Regions from separate parts of the Homo sapiens genome. Here region 2 is linked to region 1. Evidence: read pairs that join two places in POLR2A ChIA-PET (ENCODE). Cell type or tissue: CD4-positive, alpha-beta T cell. All regions are shown on one strand. Each heading gives the region's core, and the rest is flanking DNA. Links, peaks and the distances in the headings are about the cores only.

What was found. ChIA-PET counts read pairs that join two places held together with the same protein. Peaks named below come from ENCODE experiments on the same cell type or tissue, not always from the same donor. Only the 100,000 strongest peaks of a DNase experiment are listed, where the experiment ranks them.
Region 2: POLR2A ChIA-PET joins it to region 1 with 14 read pairs; 31 of 35 experiments call an interaction of 5 or more read pairs at or near these places.

What each region holds. Positions count from the first base shown.
Region 1 is chr7:106,068,934-106,074,312 of GRCh38, reverse strand. No RefSeq gene overlaps it. Among named protein-coding and RNA genes, the nearest start is that of SYPL1, 41 kb to the left of the region's middle. RefSeq lists an enhancer at 1,936-2,230. In CD4-positive, alpha-beta T cell, for the core only: no CTCF peak of the experiment used is centred there; a DNase peak (open chromatin) is centred at 2,582; H3K4me3 peaks cover 877 bases; H3K27ac peaks cover 2,170 bases.
Region 2 is chr7:106,123,991-106,129,369 of GRCh38, reverse strand. It overlaps the pseudogene DCAF13P1. Among named protein-coding and RNA genes, the nearest start is that of SYPL1, 14 kb to the right of the region's middle. In CD4-positive, alpha-beta T cell, for the core only: no CTCF peak of the experiment used is centred there; a DNase peak (open chromatin) is centred at 2,749.

The DNA.
Region 1 (5,379 bases), core at 109-5,108:
TGGATGAGCTACAGTCCTCTTTTAGCTCTGCCATCCGCAGATGGCTTAAATGTTAAACAGCTCAGTGCCGTCTTGGTACCTGGATTCTTGTCCAGTGTCCAGGGAGAATCAGATCACACACAGACTTGAAGGATGGTGAATGTGGGGGTTTTATTGAGTGGTGGAGGTGGCTGTCAGCAGGGAGCCGGAAAGCGGATGGAGTGGGAAAATGACCTTTCCCTGGAGTTTGGCTGTCCAATGGCCTATCTCTCCTCCCTGACTGCCCCAGCCAAACTCCTCTTGATGTTCAGATGCTCCTTCTTTACTCTCCTTCTCTGCCACGCCGTTCTGCAGCTCTTCTGCTCTTCTGTTTGTCTGCTCATCTGCTTGTAGAGCCTGGGGCTTAGGGTTTATATGACTACAGGATAGGGGGCGTTCCAGACCAAAAGGCAACATTTGGGCATGAAAACAGGAATGCTTGTTCTCATTCCAGGCTGCAGGTTTCCAGGCTTTAGGGTGGGGCCTTTGCCAGGGAACCACCCTCTTCTACCCAGTATTTCCCTGTCTCCTGTCCATATCAACTGGACATTCACACAGGTCCAGTTGAAGGGCTGGTGGTCTCAGCTGGTTTGAAGTGGACAAGGACTGACCCCCACTTCCTGAAAAACAACTGTTACCATGGTGAGCAATGCCTTAGAGTTGTTAACTATAAGGAAGCTACTGGCAGATATATATTATTTAGCTATATGGATTTTAAAATCAGCTAGAAGCAAGCGGCTAAAAGCAAGCAAGGCAAGATAAGCTTGGTGGGCCTTATAAGTTTAGTCCTCAGTTTCCATCAACAGCCCATGGTCAAGCAAGAGGCAGCAGGTGGGGTAACAGGAAACCAGTGGGATGCAGACAGTGCGCCCATGCCCATTTTATAGTGCTTGGAGCATGAGTTTACTATTTATAATGACCACGGAGTTTAGAGCTATTTTATTATTGCATTCCTGACAGAAATTATCAAATCATATCTGATGTGCTTGATGTCAAGTCCCTAACCCAGAATGTAAGTCCAAATTTATAACTTCATTATTTGTTTGTTTGTTTGTTTGTTTGTTTTGAGAGGAAGTTTCAGTCTTGTTGCCTAGGCTGGAGTGCAATGGCAAGATCTTAGCTCACTGCAACCTCTGCCTCCTGGATTCAAGCAATTCTCCTGCCTCCGCCTCCTAAGTAGCTGGGATTACAGGCGCAAGCCACCACGCCTGGCTAATTTTTGTATTTTCAGTAGAGACAGGGTTTCACCATGTTAGCCAGGCTGGTCTCAAACTCCTAACATCAGGTGATCCACCCACCTCAGCTTCCCAAAGTGCTGGGATTACAGGCGTGAGCCAATGCACCCGGCTATAACCTCATTATTATGATAAAAAACATACAAACCAGTTTGCAGAAACCTGTTTTATGATGCTCCAATTTATGTGGCAATTTCTAGAAAAAAATTTATGGTGATAAGTGAGAATTGTCAGTCACTGAAACATTAATTACATAGTCAGTGAAGAGCAGGTAAAATATACTTCTGGGCTTCACTTTACATTAGAGATGTTTTTCTGAAACGGTGCCTATGAAACAAATCCTTGTCCCCATTACTTCATATTTATCATTTCAAAGGCACTTTATCTTTATTTCTGGTTGATCACCCTTTGAGGGTGGCATTCCAAAATGTCAGCTCAAAATTTCCCTGCCCTTCGGTTTCTGTGACAAGTAAGTTAACGATCTGTAAATAAATCCTGAAATGTCCTCAGGAATCTGCCACTTGAAGGAATTCTATTAGGATTCTTCCAAAATGCAAACACTTGGCGTGTCATGGGCCTGCCTGAAGTTGTACGCTGGGCTTTCTGGAGGGCAGCAGACCCCTAAGAATAGAGCCCGGGCTTTCCTTTAGTTCCTCTCATTGTTTTTCAGGGACAAAAATCGTTATCTTATATTTTTTTTTTCCAGAGGAGTAGGAGGAAGATCTAAAATAGTTAGGTCTGGCAGCTTAATCTGGGTTGGCTGTCTCTGCCGGCAATCTGTAAAATGTGTTTTTCAAGGATAAGAAGTTTGGGCCCTGGGCCAGAGCTCATGTCTGTCATCAGCGGGAAAATAAATGATCTCTGTAACCTGCTGCTATGCTCTGTTTACCTTTGTGCTTAAACATGAACACCTTGCCTTCCATAGGCCCAGAGCTGCTCAAAGTGGATCCTTTGCTCTTGTCAAACAGAACCTTCATAAATCTGCCATTTGGGTGAGCATGGTGGGGCCAGCTTTTTGTGAGGTGAAACTCCAAACCAGCTTCCATTCTCGGGATTGGTATGTAGTTTTTTCATGTTGCCTAAGAGGCTCAGGAAGGGAACTTGAGGTATTTGTTTTTTCATGCCTGCAAAGGCCATTTCCTAAGAGGTGAGAAGCATATATGCATGCCTGCAAGTACCTGTGAACGTGGGCCACTGAGAGTCTCTGGGGCAAGAGCCCTTCAGGGGAATCTGGTATCTATTCATTATGCAAAACTTCATTCTAGCTAGAACAGGGCCTGGGCTACACTTAAAGCTTAAAGGGATGTCTGTTAAACCATGTTTCCTGTTTCCTGTAGAACTTACCACACTAGTACTGAAAGTGTCATAGCTCAGAGTGGAAGGTTAACGCGTAAGAAAGGGACAGTATTGGCAGAAGGCAAGTGGTGTGACCACTTCCTTCTCCACCCTCTTCTCCCATCCCTTGCCTCCCTGGAAAAGCTGGTTTCCTCAGGAGTCACTCCTTCAGCAGCCGCACAAGGCACACGCCTCGGGGAAGCCGGGCACAGGCTGGGGTTGCCTCCCTCCTGCCCCTGCCCTGCCTCCTGCCCCAGCAGACAGTGAATAAGCCACCTGGTTGGCCCAGCTTCCCGCAGTCCCACTTCTCAAGCTAGGGTACATGTATCTAGGAGGACAGGACTGTGTCGCTGGGAGGTAGAGTGAGACGGATGACAGGAGCCACAGAATCAAAACAGCACAATCGACTCATCAGTTCTTTAACTTGTAAGTTCAAGTCAAACATTACTTTTTATTTTGCTTTACTTACTTGTTTTTTGAGACAGGGTCTTCTCTGTCGCCCAGGCTGGAGTGCAGTGGCACAGTCATGGTTCACTACAGCCTCCAACTCCTGGGCTCCAGTGATCCTCCTGCTTTAGCCTCCCAAGTAGCTGGGACCACAAGCATGCAACACCATAGCTAACTTTTTTTTTTTTTTAAGAGACAGGGTCTCACTATGTTGCCCAGGCTGGTCTCAAACTCCTGGGCCCAAGCAATCTTCCCACCTTGGCCGCCCAAAGTGCTGAAACTATAGGTTTGAGCCACTGTGCCTGGCCAAACATTACTTTTTATAATAAGACGAATATTTTTTTCTGAAATAAGGCCCAATGAAGCCCACCTTGTTTGTGTTTAAGAAGCCATGACCAAAAAGAGCACTACCCATTCCTGCCCAGGCTTGTTGCAGTCACCCATTTAATCGCTCATTCAACTTGAGTGTACTTATGGGGCTCTGGCCAACTGCCAGATGAGAAAGACGCAAGCCCCTCTCAGGAACTCACAGTGTAGCGAGGAGGTAATAGGTTAATGCGTGGTTTCCAGGGAGAAGTTGGAGCTCAGATAGGGGTCAGCAGGAGTGGTTAGGGAAGCCCAGAGAAAAGACCCCAACCCAGCTAGGCACAGCTAAAGAGAGACAGTAGGCACTGCACTGGGGGAAGGAGAGAACTCGTCTACCAAGCAGGTACACTGCCCTGGTCAGGGCTTGCCTGCCCTGGCCTCTGTTTCTTCACCTGCCAGATAGGCAGTTAGAGCAGTGACTCTAAGCCCCTGCCAGACTGATATGTCTGTGGCTCCCTTCACCCACATCTCTGCAGAGCTCAGTAGCTCTCAAAAGGTAGAGCCCAGCCTCAGGGCAGCGCGGTGGTGTATGCTGGGGCTGGGATGTGTCAGGGTCATCCTAACTCCAGGATGCAAAGGTGGCCATTGCTGGCCCCAGGGTTTCATAAATTGCTCCGCACGTGGAGAGTCTGGTGTTGGCAGCATTGGTTCTGATATCCTGCCAACTGAGCATGACGCACAGGCCAGGTGGAATTCAGGGCATGTGCTCACGGAGGAACCACCGTGGATTCTGGCTGTGGCAAAGGTGCTGCAGATTTGCGCCTCAGTTGATTTGTTCCAGGATGGCGAGCACCATGGCCAGCCACACCCCAGGGAACATTCCCCCTGCTCCCTCAGCACCCAGCAGCCTCGCAGCCCAGCAGCCCAGCCCCGCAGCCCTCTCTGGCCATTGATTGCTTAGGCAGTACCTGAAAGAAATCTCACCTCATCTGGTCAGCTAGCCTGGGCTTATCTGTAGGGAATTTCACATCCGCTTCCCCCACCAAAAGACACACATCATTTTGTGTAAATGTGAAACTTCAGGGACTCTTGCCTCATAAATGCATGTGTTTTTTTCTTGTATGCAGTGCTATTTTCAAGACCAATATTTAAGTCTTTCTGATGAATTCCTGCCCATCTGTCAAGATTTAGCTTGAATGGCCTCCTCCTACCCATTCTATGGGCTCCCATAGTCCTTTGTGCACTAGAGCTTGAGAGCACAGCCTTGCAATTTATCTGCTGACACGTCCATCTCACCAGCTGGTCCTGAGCAGATTCTCAAGGGCGGGAACCTTACAGTGGCGGGCTTCCATCACCTAATACTAAGGCCTCTGCTGACACCAAAACTCTGTAAATGTTGCAGTCAATTCTAAGTGTCTTTTTCTCAACTGTTCTCATCTTACTTTTTATGGTTTCAATGCCTTCCACAATGGTTTACTCTCTTATTTAGACTTCATCTATCTCACTGAATGGTGGTGTTGGGTCACCTGGGGTCAGAAAACCAGTGCAAAAATGCTGCCACTCTGGCTGTTACTATTACTGGAAGTGAAGAAACTGTCCTTCTTCTCTGACCCAGGAGCCTCATGTCTTCTACCAACATCCGTGAAATTTTGGCATGTGTGATTATTACCTGCACATGAGATAAGATCTCAGTTCTTGATGGTATGGAATGCTGCAGGGAGAGGAAGTGTGCGTGCACAGGCCCAGAGGCCTAGGGGAGCCCAGCCTGCTCTCGGAACTGCCAGGAGAGCAGATGACTGTGGCACACCCTTGCTGTGTGGGGTGGCAAGCAGCCTCTTCCTTCAGGCTTCTGCCCAAATGTGATCTCATTAGAATGGCCTTCCTTAACCATCCCAGCTGACACAGAATCCCACATCACTCCCTGTCTCCTATCTTGCTTTTCTGTCTTTCACATGTATACCACATCATCTCATATATTTGTTTGTTTGTTGTCTGTACTTCCCTACAAAATGGCAAATCCCATCGGCGAAGGAACTTT
Region 2 (5,379 bases), core at 283-5,282, 55 kb before region 1:
TCTGTTTGGACTCTTTCTTCCCCCATTCCCTATTCTTCCTAGCATTCTTTGCGTCTACTTTGCTTCATCTTCAAGTTAGCCCCCTCTATGTAGCAGCAAGATGGATGGATCCTGGCTGTTCCAGACCTCTAGAGATTTTAGAGCCTATGATCCAAAAAAGGGACATTTTTCTGGAAAGTCTCTGGTAAAACACCCAGAGACTTTCAAATGGTCCGTCATATATTACATACTCCTTCATGAGCCAGTCACTGTGATGAGAGGAATAAAATATACTGATTGGCTGAGCCTACATCACATACTATCCCTGGCCCAAACCACATGACCAGGAATACTTTGGAGTGTTGGAGGAGGAGCATGTTTCCCACAAGGAATGCTGGGCAGACAAAAATGTGTGCCACTAAAAGACCTGAGGAGATAGTTTTATTTGATTGCTCTAATTAATTCTCCTGCCTCTTTCACTAGTAGGTACATGAGAACAAGGCATAGACATATTTTACATAGTTCCTTGGTATTCTATTAATGATAGTACAATTAAACTTTTAATATAAAAATAACATTAAGTTATCTCCCTGTCTTCTTACTTCTAATGGCTTTAGGAATCACATGCTTTGCTAAGTAAGTGTTTAGGACTATGCATGCATAGTACATATTTATAGTACCACCTTAACACTGAGCAACAAGTCCTCAAGGGCTTACTTTGGAGTTTCGTGCATGGGATCCCCATGCTATGCTTTTTTTTTTTTTTTTTTTTTTTTGAGACAGGGTCTTGCTTTGTCACCCAGGTTGGAGTGCAGTGATGCAATCACAGCTCACTACAGTCTTGACCTCCCAGGCTCAAGCAATCCTCCCACCTCAGCCTCCCAAGTAGCTAGGACTACAGGCATGCACCACTGTGCCCAGCTAATGTGTGTGTGTGTGTGTGTGTGTGTGTGTGTGTGTTTAGTGAGATAAGGTCTTGCCATGTTCCCCAAGATGGTCTCAAATTCCTGGGCTCAAGCAATCCTCCCAAAGTGCTGGGATTACAGGCATGAGCCACTGCATGCAGCCCCCACACTATTAAACTTAAAAGGAATTCTGTTCACCACTCTCCCTCTTCTCATTACCTAAGTTACTGATGTTGAAATGGTGCGAATTCACTCTCCTACGTGGAGCATCTTCAGTCAGTTTTCTTGTTAGTTTATTTCCACGGCTCTGGGCATATTCCTCATTCCTCTCTCCTTGTCACCAGCTGCTTCATGACTAATCACATTTCCCTGTTTTCTTCTTCTCAGGCCAGTCTATTAGAATTCTCAAGCCTGGAATTTTGGGATATATAACAGGAGGGTGGGCATCGTATAGTGGGTGGGCATAGCAAACAGAAGGTAGGGTTTAACATTAAACCACACAGGCAGCAGTTAATCACACCTGTTTAATTATTAGAATTGGCTCTGAGGAGCCCCTCAGTGTTTAGAATGTTGAGTCTACAGAATTTCTCTTTTTTTTTCAATGGTGAAAGGAAGTTTTATTATCTTAACTTGACCCAAATTATAATATTATTTATAAAAGTTATATAAATGCAGGTTGATTGTTTTGAAAGAGTCAAAAAGCCAAATAAAAATAAAGCACTAGAAATAAATTCAGTTATAAGCAGTTGACATCATTCTTCTAAATGTTATGTGGAATCATAGGAAGAAACATCATTGCAATCATTTTCAAAGTAATATTAAAGGTATCAGAAGAAATGTTGGGTCTTAAATGTCAATTTGAATGTACAGTGTCTACAATAATAGATCAGAGAGAAAGTAAGTATATCTGTAAAGGAAAAAAGGCCGGGTATGGTGGCTCACGCCTGTAATCCCAGCACTTTGGGAGGCCAAGGCGGGCAGATCATGAGGTCAGGAGTTCGAGACCAGCCTGGCCAACATAATGAAACCCTGTCTCTACTAAAAATACAAAAAAGAAAAAAAAAATTAGCCTGACATGGTGTCAGGTGCCTGCTACTCAGGAGGCTAAGGCAGGAGAATCGCTTGAACCCAGGAGGTGGAGGTTGCAGTGAGCCAAGATCGCACCATTGCACTCAAGCCTGGGCAACAAGAGCGAGACACCATCTCCAAAAACAAAAGGCAGGAAAAAATGGCTGGGTGCAGTGGCTCACACCTGTAATCCCAGCACTTTGGGAGGACGAGGCGGGAGGATAACGAGGTCAGGAGTTCAAGACCAGCCTGACCAACATGGTGAAACCCTGTCTCTACTGAAAACACAAAAATTAGCACTTGTAGTCCCAACTACTCGGGAGGCAGAGGCAGGAGAATTGCTTGAACCTGGGAGACGGAGGTTGCAGTGAGCCGAGATTGCGCCACTGCACTCCAGCTCAGGCGACCGAGCAAGACTCTGTCTAAAAAAAAAAAAAAAAAAAAAAAAAAATCAGGAAAAAATGAGTTAGTTTCTAGTACTGTAAGTACTGTATCCTTCAATGAAAGAAGAACACAGATTAAGGATAAAACGACAGTCTTATCAACTAGGCCACCTTTAAGAATCATTTATCAGGGTAGCTAAAAGGAGCAACAATAAAGCTCTACATACATAACTGAAATGTTTACCATTAATCTAGTCCCAGCACTTTTATTTGTAGAGTTCTCAAATCAAAGTAACAACTAATTATACATCAGGATTGTTAGGAATACCAAATATTATTTTACAACTGCCACTATGTGTTTCTTCTTCTCTGACACAATTGGCACAGATCCAGGCTTGCTGTGTTTAACGTGATTCACTTCCTCTCATCGACAAGCTTCTTTCATGATGCACTGTTCCTGAATTGGGCTGTAGACAGAATTTGGTAGATGTCAATGACGAGCTATCGGTTGTATATGAGGATGACGCTGAAATTTCTCCTTCAGTTTCTGGTTATAATACTTGGCTGCTTTTTCTTGTGATGTAAGCATACCAAATTTTGCAGAAGCATTAGCTTTCCATAGGTAACTGTTCATTTCATCAGATCCATACATAATATACTTGCTGTCAGAAGTCCATTTTACACACATAACATGTTGCTTTCACTTTGTGTGATATACCTCCCTGCTTTGACTTTTATCTACAGGAAAGATTCAAATAGATTTATTGAAACTAGCAGACACAAACTCTTTCCCAGTGGGAGAGTAATCCACATCAAGCACTGCAGATACATGATCCATATGGACCATTACATGAGTGCACGCATATCAAAAGTAAATAAGTTATAATCATCATTTGCTGCCATAAAAATGAAAGCTTCCATAGGGTTTCAACAGACTGTATTTGTTCTCATATCTAAGATAACCTTTTTCAGAGGAGTAGCTTGCCTCATATCATACAGTACTGTAGTCCTGTCGGAAGCACAACTTCCCAAGATAAATGTCTCAATTGCATTAAATTTACCACTACTTATACTGTCAAATCTCCAGGTCATTGAACTTATAGGATTAGTTATTTGTTCATCCCAAATGTCTACTTGCTGTCCACATGTGGCAAAAACAGCTTCTTTCCAGTGATGATCAATCCCAGTATACACTGTCTTTCCTAATATTGTATGTAATGGCCCTTCCTCCTCTCCGTAGCCTGGCCCATCCATTTTCCACTGCTTCACAGTTTTGTCATCACCAACAGTGAAAAAAGAAGTCCCACAAAAGTGAGCACGTATTCCCTGTACAAAACCTTCATGTGCTTGTATTATACGGATACATTTCAGCTGAGTCAGGTTCCAAATTCTAACTGCTCCATCACATCCCCTAGAAAGGAGAGTAGCCAGGATCTTTGGATGCTTTGCCAAGCAACTCACTCCATCTCGTGACCATCCAGCCAAGCCAGGCATGGTTTTGCAAATACTCCTTCCAGTTTGGTAGCATTTAAAACTCTTACACATTCTTGCAGGACCTCAAAAGGATGTAAGGTAGGATCACAGTTTCTTGGAATAATCTGTAAGTCCAACTTGGTTTTGCGGACATAGTTGTCCGGATTCCAGCTCAATGTCTTCACCTTCACCTTCGTTGCTCTTCCTGCCAGACTCCACAAGCTCTTTGCTCTATAGAATTTCAAAGAGTACTGAGAGTGTCACAGGATTATCCCCAGAAATTTCCTCCTACAGGACCTGAGTCAATCATAGTTTTTATGTAGATTATGAAGACTGCAGCCCTTACCAATTTTTCTCTGTTTTGCCATAGATTTTGCAGGGCAATCTAATTGTAAAGCAGAAAACAAAAAAATATATATAAAAAGCACGTTTTGTGTTCTTCACTGCACTTATCACAACTTGAAAATATATATAGTTTTTGTCCTATCTTTCCCTTTATTTTATTTTATTTTATTTTATTTTATTCTATTCTATTGAGACAGGGCCTGGGTCTGTCACGCAGGCTGGAGTGCAGTGGTGTGATCTTGGCTCACTGCAACCTCCACCTCCTGGGCTCAAGCCATCCTCCCACTTCAGCCTCCCAAGTAGCTAGGACTACAAGCTCAGGCCACCACACCCAGCTAATTTTTGTATTTTTTGTAGAGATGGGGTTTCACCATGTTGCCCAGGCTGGACTCAAACTACAGAGCTCAAGCAATCCACCTGCCTTGGCCTTCCAAAGTGTTGGGATTACAGGCATGAGCCACTGCGCCCAGCCCTATCTCTCCCTTTAAAATAAACTCTTTGAGGTCTACTTTGTATGATCAGCACTTAACAAAGTGTCCAGTACATATGAGTGATCAGTAAATGCTAGAAGGAATGTATGAAATGTTCAGGTTTTTCTTCTCAAATGATTGGCAAATAATGAAATGAAAGATACTAAGAGTTCAGTCTTCCCCAAGCTAACTTGTATCATAAATCCAAGTTGCCTTAGCTCTGCTTTGCATTTTCCTTTTTTTCAATACTGAGCAGCTTCTCCATCATACTTCCCAGGCATTCACTATCCCTTTTACAGCTCTTTGGCAGCCTAGAACTTTTCCCTTTAGTTAAGTCTGTCTTCCTGGGATGGTGCCCAGATTCCAAGACTATCTCTTTCTTGCTCTACTCCCATTAAAACTCCCATTATTTTATTTTTTACTGCCAGGAGAAAAATATTCAGATAATTTCTCATTGAAGCATTATGCTGTAATAGACCATTTAATCCAGTAATTCTCCAGGGTATTTGTATTTTAGAACATGAAGCCGTTAGCCTAAGATAGAGAATGTATTATGATGGCATTTCAGGGTCAGTGTGACAGTGGCATGGGGTGTATATATATTTCCGTAGGTGGGTGGTGGGGTGATTGGGACTTTTCTTATTCTCTCAGGCCTCATCAAAAAGGTGGTCACCTGCCTTGATTACAAAGTCAAAGTCAGTAAATTCCTAGTCAAAATCAATAAACTCAGGCTTCTCACCATTGGTCATACTAGGA